2 separate regions of the Mus musculus genome follow, and region 1 is linked to region 2. A link is a contact called in ENCODE POLR2A ChIA-PET data. All regions are on one chromosome and are shown on one strand. The core of a region is the stretch at or near the end of the contact, and the rest is flanking DNA. Distances in the headings are between cores, read along the strand shown. Region 1 holds the start of Gtpbp3 (GTP binding protein 3). Region 2 holds the start of Babam1 (BRISC and BRCA1 A complex member 1).

What was found. ChIA-PET counts read pairs that join two places held with the same protein, here RNA polymerase II (POLR2A).
Region 1: POLR2A ChIA-PET joins it to region 2 with 10 read pairs in Patski. The contact joins the promoter of Gtpbp3 here to the promoter of Babam1 in region 2. POLR2A ChIA-PET finds 5 or more read pairs at or near these places in 2 of 5 experiments (Patski and embryonic stem cell).

Annotation. Positions count from the first base shown.
Region 1 is chr8:71,486,957-71,493,097 of GRCm38, forward strand. It overlaps Gtpbp3 (GTP binding protein 3), which reads left to right and starts at 1,772. Exons shown (of 9, transcript NM_032544.4): 1 at 1,772-1,884; 2 at 2,115-2,362; 3 at 2,472-2,558; 4 at 3,379-3,581; 5 at 3,939-4,011; 6 at 4,110-4,253; 7 at 4,469-4,634; 8 at 5,121-5,399; 9 at 5,583-6,141. The coding sequence starts at 1,832. The coding sequence ends at 5,808.
Region 2 is chr8:71,393,474-71,399,488 of GRCm38, forward strand. Babam1 (BRISC and BRCA1 A complex member 1) reads left to right here and starts at 3,382. Exons shown (of 9, transcript NM_026636.2): 1 at 3,382-3,547; 2 at 4,206-4,552; 3 at 4,919-4,977. The coding sequence starts at 4,256. Ushbp1 (USH1 protein network component harmonin binding protein 1) reads right to left here and starts at 2,328. Exons shown (of 13, transcript NM_181418.3): 1 at 2,241-2,328; 2 at 1,867-1,996; 3 at 1,577-1,698; 4 at 902-1,337. The coding sequence starts at 1,920.

The DNA of each region.
Region 1 (6,141 bases), core at 522-3,021, 92 kb after region 2:
ACACTTGCCAGTAACTCCAGAGCCAGGGGATGCTAAATATGCCCGACACCAAAGCTTACACATCGTTAAATAACAAATAGGCCTCAAAAAATAAAGCCACTGATTAAATGAATTTCAGATATACTGGTATGTTCTGACAACTACACAAAGAAATGTTGTTTGTCTGAAACTTTTATGTTCTGGGTGATCCTAGGTGGGAAGGGAGGCTGTCAAAAGTCCAGCTTGCTGGGAAATGCTCAACCACAAAGCTAAGCCTGATACCAGATTTTTAAAGAATGTTTGTTTGTTGTGGGCAGGAGCGCTTTGGCGAGTGTATGGAGGTGAGAGGACGGACACCTGTGGAAACTGATTCTTTCCACCATGTGGGTCCAGGGGATTGAACTCAGGTCGTCAGACTTAGAAGCAAGCACCAAAACCCACAGCCCTGATCTCCCATGTTTTCCCACTTCAGAGTGGCCCACCCTGAAGTCCTGTGAGCACTTAGTAGGTAATGAGCACTTGCTCTAAACGTGTTAAGATGGAACCACGGGGGCCGGGCACTGGTGGCGCACGCTTTTAATCCCAGCACTTGGGAGGCAGAGGCAGGCGGATTTCTGAGTTCCAGGCCAGCCTGGTCTACAGAGTGAGTTCCAGGACAGCCAGGGCTACACAGAGAAACCCTGTCTCGAAAAAAACAAAACAAAAACAAACACACAAACAAACAAAAAAGATGGGACCACAGGAGATGGACAACGTCACTGTCCCTGTTTCACAGACTGAAAGTAGGGCAGATGGGAACCTGAGGGCTTTGAGACTATACTGTACCCGGCAGCACTAACTAAAGAGCGCCCGCCCGCACAAGTCGAGAACCAGAGAATTGGCAGTGCGAGGGCGCTCGCGAAGCCCCGCCCGCCCAGAACCTGGTATTCGAGCCTGCTCCTTCACCCCGCAGTTCAGTGCTGTCCCGGGTTAACCCGAAGTTAACTGGAGGCCCCAGGATGCCTATCCCGGAACACACATCGGACCTGCGGCCAACCGGGACCCCGAAGAGGGCGGGGAAGCCAGGGCTGGAGCTGGGCTGGAACCGCCAGAAAGGCTTCCTTGCCTGGGGATGGCGCCTGGCTAAAGATACTTGCCCAGGAGCTGCAGCTGGCAAAGATGGGGTAGCGGGGATCAGTGAAGAGACACAAGAAGGGCCAGGAAGAAACTTCCCAGAAGTTTGGACCAGATTTTCCCTGACCTAGGGCGTGGCTTCTCCCGGAACTCATCCCCTGCAGTCACTAAGATGCTTTGAGTTTTCTGTCTCTAACTGGGTGTAGAATACCCCGACCCCACCTCCCTCGTGATGGTGAAAGGACAACTTGCACAAGTCTGGTCTCCTTCACTAAGCTGATCCCGGGGATAGAACTCAGATTGTCAAGTTTGGCAGCAAGTGCCTTCTGCGCTGCCTTTCATGGACTTTACAGTCGGAGCGCACACATAGCTTCTTAGCTTCTCTAAGACTACGGAATGGGCACAAGGAAAAGAAGGGCTCGAACCACCGCTGAGATATATCCTGCATTTTCTTCCTCCCACTATTGTGTCAGATACCTGTTGCTCTAGGAACCGAAAACTTTGCTCTGTGTTTCCGCGGGACACTCTTGCGTTGTACACACCCGCATCCCAACTTCGTTTCCCTTGGATCAGCCAATAGGAATCAAAATCTATAGATAGAGGGCGGGACCTCCTATAGGCGATCCAATGGTAGTTGAGAGTCGTACCGCTAAGTCACACCGCAAAGGGGCAGGACTTTCTTCCCGAACTTGAAGCCCTGCGGGAGTGTCGGCCAAGGTGCTTGCAAAATTGGAAATCCATGTGGCGTGGGCTGAGCGCCCTGGTGACCCAGGCGGCGTGGGCGCCCCTCAGGTGAGTGGCACGGACCCGCTGTCACGCGCTAGACGTTGCTTTAGGACCCAGGTTTGCCCCTGAAGTTCCAGACCCCGTTCCTCCTCCCGCAGCTGCCGTGTCTTTCCAAGCCCATCGCCTGGCCACCGCTCGTACAGCTTGGGCATCAACGGGCGACCATCCCTCCGTCCATGTTCACCCCGAGGCTCGGGTTTCTGGATGCGCTTACTCGTTTCCTTTCCGATCTCCAGGCTGTGCGCACGCTGCAGCACCAGTGCAGAGTCCTTAGTCCCCAGCAGCACCATCTTCGCACTCAGCTCCGGCCAGGGACGCTGCGCCATCGCAGTGATCCGCACCAGCGGTCCAGCTAGCGGGCTCGCGCTCCGCAGCCTCACGGCGCTCCAGGAGCCGCCTCCTGCCCGCAGAGCCTGCCTGCGCCTTCTCCGCCACCCGTGCTCCGGGGAGCCACTGGACCGCTCACTCGTCCTCTGGTTCCCAGGTGAGGGGCCGGATCCGGGAGCCCACGGCGCTCGTGTCCGGGTCTCAGTCCCCTCCAGGAGTCAGCCCGGGTCGTGCCCATCCCCTAACTCTGCTTTTTTCCATACAAGGACCCCAGAGTTTCACGGGTGAGGATTGCGTGGAGTTTCACGTACACGGAGGTCCTGCGGTGGTCAGCGGTGTCTTGCAGGCATTGGGTGAGGCTCTGTTGAGTGGCACTGTTCCTGGGGGAGACTAAAAGGTATTGGAGATAGACTGCAAAACACATTGTCATTTGGGAGAAGAGATGTATCATATTAACCCAGGCCTTCTAGATGACTCTGCCAGTAAAGGTGATTGTTGCCAAATGTGAACCCGAGTGGTGAAAGGTGAGAATTGATTCCTGCAGGCTGTCTTTTGACTTCCTGGTGTCACACACACACGCAGAGACTTCAGCATGGGGAGGACTTTGAGGAAAGCTCAGACTCAAGTGCATGTTTGGTGGTAGTTGTTTGGAGGAAGTGCTAAGTCCTATTTAGGGAGTTGATGAGTAGCTGGTACGATGTACCAGCGTACAACCAGGCTTTCTGTGATTTCTGGGTGGTGGGGATAGGGAGGGTCTTGCCTTTTCAGAAAGAATTGTGTCACCTTTACTTAATGTGTGTTCATCCAACAAGTTTGCCACAGGAAGCCCCTGATGGCCAGCACTCTGTCAGTCTGGGGCCTGCGTGTGTAATCAGCACTGATGGGGAGGGGCAACTGCAGGTGACCTCAACAGCTTGCTGGCCTGGGTTCTAAGAGAGATATCTACATCCCCCAGATGGGGTGTGGTGGTCACACCCAGTAACTGACCACTGACCCATTAGGGTCCAGCCCAAAGAATCAGTGAGCTTCCTGTGATTCCTTACAGGATCAGGGGACTCTGACGAAGTTGTGTCACCTGAAAACCCACCTGGGGTTTGGTTTGTTGCTCTGCTGGCTGTTACCTGCCATTGGATGGGGACTCAGGAGCTTAGGCCTTGTGATGCTTTCCTGCAGGTAGTGTGCCAGGACTGCGGCCAGCCGAGGCCGGAGAGTTCACCAGGAGGGCATTTGCCCATGGCAAGCTGAGCCTGACTGAAGTGGAGGGACTGGCAGATCTTATCCGTGCAGAAACTGAGGCCCAGCGTCGACAGGCTCTGAGGCAGCTGGATGGGGAACTGAGCCAGCTCTGCCAGGGCTGGGCAAAGACTCTCACCAAGGCAAGCCTGCATGTTCACCCATTCATGTGTTCTCTTTTTCTCTTTAAGATTTATATTACTTATATTGTTTATGTTGTGTTTATGAGTGCTCTATTTGCTTGTATGTCTGCACACCAGAAGAGGGCATCAGATCCCATTACAGATGGTTGTGAGCAACCATATGGTTGCTGGGAATTAAATTCAGACTTCTGGAAGAGCAGCCAGTGCACTTAAACCAACAAGCCATCTCTCCAGCTCCATCCATGCATCCTTTAGAGAAAGTTCTAGGCCTGTGAGAGGCCAGTCTGGTTGTATAGATCAAACTGGAGTTAGACCTGAGACTGAGAGAGCACCTGTGACATCTCCCCTCCTCCCCAGGCTCTGGCCTATGTGGAGGCCTACATTGACTTCGGAGAGGATGATAATTTGGAAGAGGGTGTGTTGGAGCAGGGTATGTCTGGTTTTGGGGGAGTTGGGGCTGGCATTCAGCCCCCCCTGAGACCTTGCTGATAGCTCTCCCCCCCCCACCCCGCCTTTTCCCTCTCACAGCGGACAGAGAAGTTCGAGCCCTGGAGGTGGCGCTGGGTTCCCACCTGCGAGATGCTAGGCGTGGACAAAGGCTCCTCTCGGGGGCAAATGTTGTGGTCACTGGACCTCCCAATGCGGGCAAGAGCAGTCTGGTGAATCTACTCAGTATGTGGGGTTCAGGAAAGGATGGGATGGGCTTCTTCTGGGCAGGGGTGCAGCATCCTAGGGTTGCTGGACGCCTCCTCCAGCTGCAGCTTCCTGGACACTGTGGTGGCCCCACTGGTAGCTCAAAGCTACGAGAGTGGCAGACAGCGCCTCCTGAAAGTGAGGGCTTTTACCTCCACTCCGTGGTTCTTAATCACATTGTCCCTGACATTCAGGCCAAAAGCCAGTGTCCATCGTGTCCCCAGAGCCTGGGACCACCCGTGACGTGCTGGAGACTCCCGTGGACTTGGCTGGGTTCCCTGTCTTGCTGAGCGACACTGCAGGGCTCCGGGAAGGCGTGGGCGCTGTTGAGCAGGAGGGTGTGCGCAGGGCCCGCCACAGGTAGGTGGAAGGCTGAGAATGTGGCGGGCGACCAGTGACCTTTTCTCCCCATGAGTCGATTTCATGGAGGCTTCGTAATTTGAAGAGCAATCTTGACCTGTGTCCCTTGGTCCCTCCCCCCACCCCTCCCCGAGTCTCGTCAGTCCTCAGGCCACCTCACAACACTCACAGCCTGTCCTCTTCTGTGCCCTGCCCTGCTTTTCATCACTCTTCCCTTGGCCATGCTCTCAACAGTTCTGCCAGGTCTCCACTGAAGCCCCGCCCCGCCCCGCCCCTTTAGCAAAGTCCCACCTGTGCAGGCTCTACCCCACCTCATCCTGCCAAAGTCCTGCCCATGTGCCAGACAATGGCATCTGTTCTGCCTTTTGCTCTGAGCCACGCCTTACAGAGGTTGTTCATCCCTCAGCTGAGCTGCTCCTCTGAGCAGCACCAACAGTGCCTTCCCAGGATCCTCCATGGTTATGCTTCATGGTCCTTCCTCCCCAGGCTGGAGCAGGCTGACATCATTCTGGGGGTGCTGGACGCCTCCGACCTGGCCTCCTCATCCAGCTGCAGCTTCCTGGACACTGTAGTGACCCCACTGCTAGCACAAAGCCAAGACAGCGGTGGGCAGCGCCTCCTGCTGCTGCTCAACAAATCTGATCTGCTGTCTGCTAATGCCCCAGCCTGCGACATAGCCCTGCCTCCTCACCTGCTCCTGTCCTGCCACACGGGAGCCGGGATGGACAGCCTCCTGCAGGCCCTGAAGACCGAGCTGGCTGCGGTGTGAGTCCCCTTCACCCACCTTCAGCTTCATCAACCAAGTTCAGATGTAAACAGAGTTGCTGGCTTTGGGCTCAGACCTATCCCTCAGCCTCAGTTTCTTTCTCTCTCTGCAAAAAAAGGTTTCCATGGGAGGTCTTTTTCCAAAAGTGGCTGAGTGAGGCAACTGGGTCTTGTCTTTGGCAGGTGTGGGGACCCATCCACAGGACCACCGCTCTTGACCCGGGTCAGGCACCAGTACCACCTCCAGGGCTGCCTGGATGCCTTGGGCCACTACCAGCTGGCCACAGACCTGGCTCTGGCGGCCGAGGCCCTGCGCCAGGCTCGGAGGCAACTAAATCACCTCACAGGTGGAGGAGGAACGGAGGAGATCCTGGATCTCATCTTCCAGGACTTCTGTGTGGGCAAGTGAGGTCCAGAGCCTGGGACTCAGCCTCGGAGTTCCCACAAGGTCATGATCCAAGATGGCAAACCTAGCAGAGGGCAGGAGAGCACTGGCGTCTGCAGCCCTCCACAGTGAGGAGAGAGACATGGATCAGGGATCTGACAGTGGATACTTCCTCACCCCCGATGTCGGGATTAAGGTCAGCATCACCTTGCCAAGTGCCTGAATGATGTAGTGCTGGATGTGAAACCCGTTGCATGTTATATGCTGAGCCACGACAGGGCTTCTCTGTGTAGTCCTGGCTGTCCTGGAACTCACTCTGTAGACCAGGCTGGCCTTGAACCCAGAAATCTGCCTGCC
Region 2 (6,015 bases), core at 2,132-4,631:
CACGCGCCTTCATCTCTCCCACTCTGTTCCAGCCACAGTGATCTCAGGATCTGTGGTGGTTCGTGTGAACTTGACATCAACTGGAATCATTTTGGAAGAGGGACCACAATTGAGAAAATGCTCCCCGAAATGGACCTGTGGACACTTTTCTGATTGACAATTGATGGGGAGGGAGGGGCCAGCCCATTGTGGGTGGTGCCATCCCTGGGCTGTTGGTCCTGGTTCTATAAGAAAGCAGGCTGAGCAAGCCATAGGGAGCAAGCCAGTAAGCAGCATCCCTCCATGCCTTGAGGTTCCTGCCCGAGCTTCCCTCAGTGATGGAGTGTGGCCTGAGAGTCTTAAGATGAAATAAATCTCTTCCTCCCCAGTTGCTTTTGGTTGAGGTGTTTTATTACAGCAATAGAAACCCTAAAATAAGTCTGGCATAGCTCACACCTTTAATCCCAGCACTGGGAAAGCAGAGGCAGGTGGATCTCTGTGATTTTGAGGCCACCCTAGTCTACCCTAGTAAGTTCAGGACAGCCAGGGCTCTGTTACACAGAGAAATTCTGTATCCGAAAAAACGAAAAATAAAAAACACCCCCCAAGACAGGATTAGTGTGTGTGTTTGTGTGTGTGTGTAGTGCAACTGACATAGGTAGGGTCTGTAATCCAGGCTAGCCTTGGACTCAGTCTACAGCTGAGAACAAAGTTGGTCTTAGCCAGGGCTCACCTGAGTGGAGACTGTCCCTCTTGGACTTCCTGAGTGTTAAGATCATGGGGTGCAGCCTGCCTGTCTTCCTTGCTCTCCCTCTCACTGTGCTGTCTCTGTTGGTCACTTCCTTGGCACATCTGTCACTGTTCCACATCAGTGTGTCTGCTCCCAAGGCTGGATCTGCCTCTTCCCCAGTCACCAGCTTACCTGTCTCTGCAGAGTCTCCTTCTCTGCCTGGGCGTCCTGCAGTGAAGCCTGAGTGCATGCCAGCTCATCCTCCCGGTTGCACAGGGCTAGCCGCAGCCAGGCGTTCCTCTCTATGAGGCGAGCAGCCTCCTGCTGTCCAGGTCCTGCGTCTTCTTTCTCATCACCAAAGGGCCCCGGAGCCCCCTGGTCTCTGTCTTCTGCTTCCACTGACTTTGGAAAGCTTAGCGAGTGGTGGCGCAAGGCAGCTACAACTGCCTCAAGGGAGCTCAGCCTGCACTGCAAGGTCTCATACACACTGGGTACTGATATCTCAGCAGGGCCACTATCCAGGGGGGCTTCTTGCAGGACCTGGTGGGCTTCCACCTCAGGCTCGCACTGTTCTTCTGGGCTCAAGGATAGAACCGCATGGGATCCCACATCACAACCCTCCTTGATCCTGTGAAGATAGTGGGGGAACCCCAGCCACCTGAGGCTCAGAAGAGACCTGGAGGGCTAACCCTAGGGTCGCTAGGAAGGTAGAGTAGGGAATGAGCGGCATGGCTGGAGGATAAACAGGAAGAGGAGAGAGGCAGGCAGCAGAGGCAATGGGCAGGTGAGTGGCAGGAGGCAGCTTTGTGCAGGGGGGGTGTTGGGGTGTTGGGCTAGAATATAGGGTACATACTAAATGCATCCTACCAGTTCCTTGGGCTCTGAAGGCCAGGACCAAGGTATTCCTGATGCAGCTCAGGTTTAGTCTCGAAGCGTCCATTGTTGGCATCTACTTCCTCTGAGCTCTCAGCTACAGGGTCTAGCTCCCCCTGTGAATGAACCCCGTTTCCCCCCAACACACACACACAGTCTCTTGGCCATCATATCCAGCTCCACCTGTGGAGGACTCCCCTACACCACCACGGGCTCTGAGCCTAGCAGGCCTGGGTTCCCAGGATCCATGGGACTGAGTGTGGCAGGAAGAGGGGCACACTTACAGGCAGAGGATGCCTCCCTCGACGGCTTCGGGGCCGTGTGGCCCGGGCACTCATTGCCTCTGTCACTACAGTCTGCTTTCAGTTCTTGCCTTCGTCACCTTAGAATCCTTGTTTTTTGTTTTTTTGTTTCCTGTAGGATTTTTGGGGTGTCTACTCCGATTGACACATTTAAATATTCATATACCTCTCCAATAGTGCCCACTAACTATCTACTTGTTCCTTACTCCCCCATCCCCCATCTCTACTGGGCATTCTTCTCCCCTCAGCTGTCTGAAGGCGTTTCTCTTATCTGTGCCCCACCCCCCATAGAAGCATTGGGTAGGGACCCTAAAATCCTCTTTCTTCCTACGGCTCTTAGCATCAAACTCCCTCACCCTGGGGGTTGACCCTGCTGCGCTCTTCTCTGCTTCTCCAGAGCACCTTGGGAAAGGCCTGAGATCCAGGGCATATCTCAAGCCATTCTGGCCACTGGCTACTGAGGCTGCGATAGCCAAAAGTGGCCCGGGAGGGGCTGGGAAACAGGAAGCCCCCCTACCCTGATCACATGGACAGTTATTGTTTCGTTTCCTTCTCCAGGATGCCGGCTTCCTCCAGAACGGGAGGAGGATGGAGGACCAGGACCTTTGTCCCGCTCTAAAGATATCAGTATCCCCTTACCCGAGGCCAAACCTTCCATTTTCATTTTGGATTTTTTGTGTCCCCTGTTCACCAGGACTCGCTCTAATGTGAAGGTCTTTGTGTGTGTGTGTGTGTGTGTGTGTGTGTGTGTGTGTGTGTGTGTGTGTTTCTAAAACCAAAAAAAAACCAAAACTGTAGGAGTTGGCTTCAGCATTTGCACAGCTTTTATTTTTCATTACTTTGCTTTACTCATCTTTGTCTGTGGTGGTCCTACTTGTCTCCGAGATCGAACTCAGGCCCCTCAGGATTGGTGGCAAGAGCCTGCACCTGCTCAGTAGCCCACAACGTTTCTCTTCAATGAGTCTGAACTGCTGCATCAGGCGGTTGGAGGCACTGGCAACAATAAGCTTGTCCACAGTGTGTCTGCTGCCTTCTTTACTTTTTCTTTACATTTTAGTTTTTATACAGCGTCTCATTTAGCCCAGCCTGGTCTAAACGCCCGATCTTCGTCTCCGGGTCTCTGGAGTGTTGGGATGACAGGTGTGCACCACCAGTCCTCATCAAGGTACTAGTGAATGAATGCCAACCTAAGTTACATAAGTAACTGAGAAGGCCTTTGGCAAGTCCAAGCCAAGTCCTACCCCGTCAATCATCAAACGGCCCCGCCCAGCTCAGGCTTCTGTCCTATTTCAGCAGAAGCCTTGAGAACCATAGCGTGATTAAACCGGAACTACAAATTACGCCCAATTTTGCTTCTATCCACCACAGATCACACCCACTCCCAGTATTACCCATCTTCAGCCCCATTCCAGCCACTCCAAGCCACACCCCCAGAACGCCTCAGCCTATCAGCTTCCATGTCCCGAGGGCCACTGAACTACATTTCCCAGAAGGTGTCTCGGCAGCGCCGCACAAACTTCCGGCCAGGAAGATGGCGGCTTCCTAGAGTCCTGATTGACTGGCCGCGGTGCCCAGGCTACAGAGTGGAACCTGCGGCACTGTGAACGCGCGTGAGCTTTGTGTCGCCGTGGTCTAACTTCGACCCGGATTGCTGTAGCTCCAGGTTCGTTCTTCTTGAGGACTTAGGGGTGGGGGATTCGAGGTCCCGAGATGCCACCCCTAAAACCGCGCATCCATCGCAGGGTCACTTGGGCTTCCTGTGTTTCCCTAGGGACCGGACCGGCGCCGCCTCAGGGGAAAAGTAGTTTTGGGAAACTTCAACTGTATCTTTTCGGCTCCACAAACCAAGTCTCCCAGGTGTGGGAGCCACTGGAGGCCTTAATGGGTCGAATACCCAGTGACCAGGCAACTGGGGTGTTCGTCCTGTGTAAACAGCGGAAAGCTAAGGATGAACAGCAGTTCAGTTGGAACAGTGCTTGTGGCTCAGTTGGTAAAGAGTTTGCCTAGCTTGCATGAGGCCCTGGGTATCCGTCCCTAGCACCACCTAAACTATGTGCGGCGGTGTACTCCGGCACTTGGAAGGTGAATACAGAAGTACCCGGCCATTATAAGCCGTATAGTTTTAGAGTTAGAGTGCAGCCTGGGCCACATGGAGCTGTCACAAACAAAAAAGAAAACGAAAAAACTTACTTCACCTGAGGGTGGTTTCTGGACACACTGTCTTATGGTAGCATTCTGTAGCCCTCAGAGACTCCTGTGCGTAAGGGGCTCGTGCCCATCTTCTGTCTTCCTAGTAACCATTGTCTTTACAAACTCTTAAGGCAGGATCCTGGCTTCCACTATCCCCCCTTCATCTAACCACTCGGGAACCATGGAGGTGGCAGAGGCGAACAGCCCCACGGAGGAGGAGGAAGAGGAGGAAGAAGAAGGAGAGGAGACGATATCAGAGCCCAGGCCTCACACTCGATCCAATCCAGAGGGGGCTGAGGACCGGGCCCTGGGAGCTCAAGCCAGTGTGGGCAGCCGCAGCGAGGGCGAGGGTGAGGCAGCCACTGCAGATGGCGGGGCAGCCAGTGTCCCAGGAGCCGGGCCTAAGCCCTGGCAAGTACCAGCATCAGCATCTGAGGTCCAGATTCGAACACCAAGGGTCAACTGTCCAGAGAAGGTGGTATGTGAGGGTCTTGGCTGGAGATGTAGGGGATGGAGACCCTCAGACAGGCCACTCCTCTAAATTGCTGCCTCAGTTTTCTATAGGTTCCATGAACATCACACACTTGGTAGCTTAAACGTCACTGAATTTAGATTCTTGTTTTTATTTATTTATTTATTTATTTATTTATTTATTTATTTATTTTTATTTTGTGGCACCTGGACTTCCATTTGTGCTATAGCCATTCCCCCTCCATTCTAGGCAGAGGCTCCACCCCTGAGCCCTTTTTGAGCTCTGCTGGCTAGGACCCACCCAATCTGTAATAACTGTAATGGCTGTAGTCTGGTTTGGTCCTGTACTCTCTTTCTTCTCTTTATGTTTCAGATCATCTGTCTGGATCTTTCGGAGGAGATGTCTGTGCCAAAGCTGGAGTCCTTTAATGGGTACTGTGGCATTGAGTTTGGACATAGGCAGCTCAGAATGCATAGGGTCATTCCTCCACCCAGTAGGATTCAGGTGTTCGTGACACTGACACTTCCAAGGCTGTGTCCATATGTATGACACTCTTAGGAGCCAACCCTAGCTGGCCTCAAGGTGATGGGCTAGGCCACTGTCTAGCTCGTGAAGCTTTGTGTGTACCCCTGGCAGCCTGGGGTATCAGGTGTTACATCTGGACTGGCCTTGGCTCAGGAGCCAGTGGCACACACTTGCCATTATAGCGCTGATGGAGGCAGAGATGGAGGCATCAGGAGTTCAGGGTCCACCTTTGCAATGCAGCTTGTGCTCTAGAGTGTGTTTGAGGCTAGCCTACACTACACAGTGAGTTTGAGGCTAACCTGGTGTATATTGGTGTTCTATATATGAGTGAGACATATTAGAGTGGCTCTCAGGCTGTGGTGCAGCTGGTCCTCCAATGACTGTCTGCCAGCGGAAGACCCAACAGTCCAGCAGTTGTTCAGTCCATGAGACTGGATGTCTCAGCTTCTCCTTAGCAGGCACCATAATCATGAAGAAGTAGGCTCTGATGCCAGTGAAGGAGCAAACTTGCTAAATAGAGCAGAGCAAGGGCAAGCAAGCAAAGTGTCCCTTCTCTCATGTCCTTCACCTAGGCTGCAGGCAGAGGGCCCAGGGTAAAGGTGGATTCTACCCACATCAGAGATCTGGGCTAAAAGTGCATCTTCCCACTTCAAATGATTTAATTAAGAAAAAAATCCCTCTGGGCAGTGGTGGCGCACGCCTTTAATCCCAGCACTTGGGAGGCAGAGGCAGGTGGATCTCTGAGTTCAAGGCCAGCCTGGTCTACAAAGTGAGTTTCAGGACAGCCAGGGCTACACAGAGAAACCCTGTCTCGAAAAAGAAAAAGAAAAAGAAAAAAAAAAAAATCCCTCACAGGTGTGCCCAGCCACTTGGGTTTTAGTTAATGCCAGATGTTGTCTAGTTGGCAACCAACACTGTCACACCTGGCTTTCGGCACCCTGCTG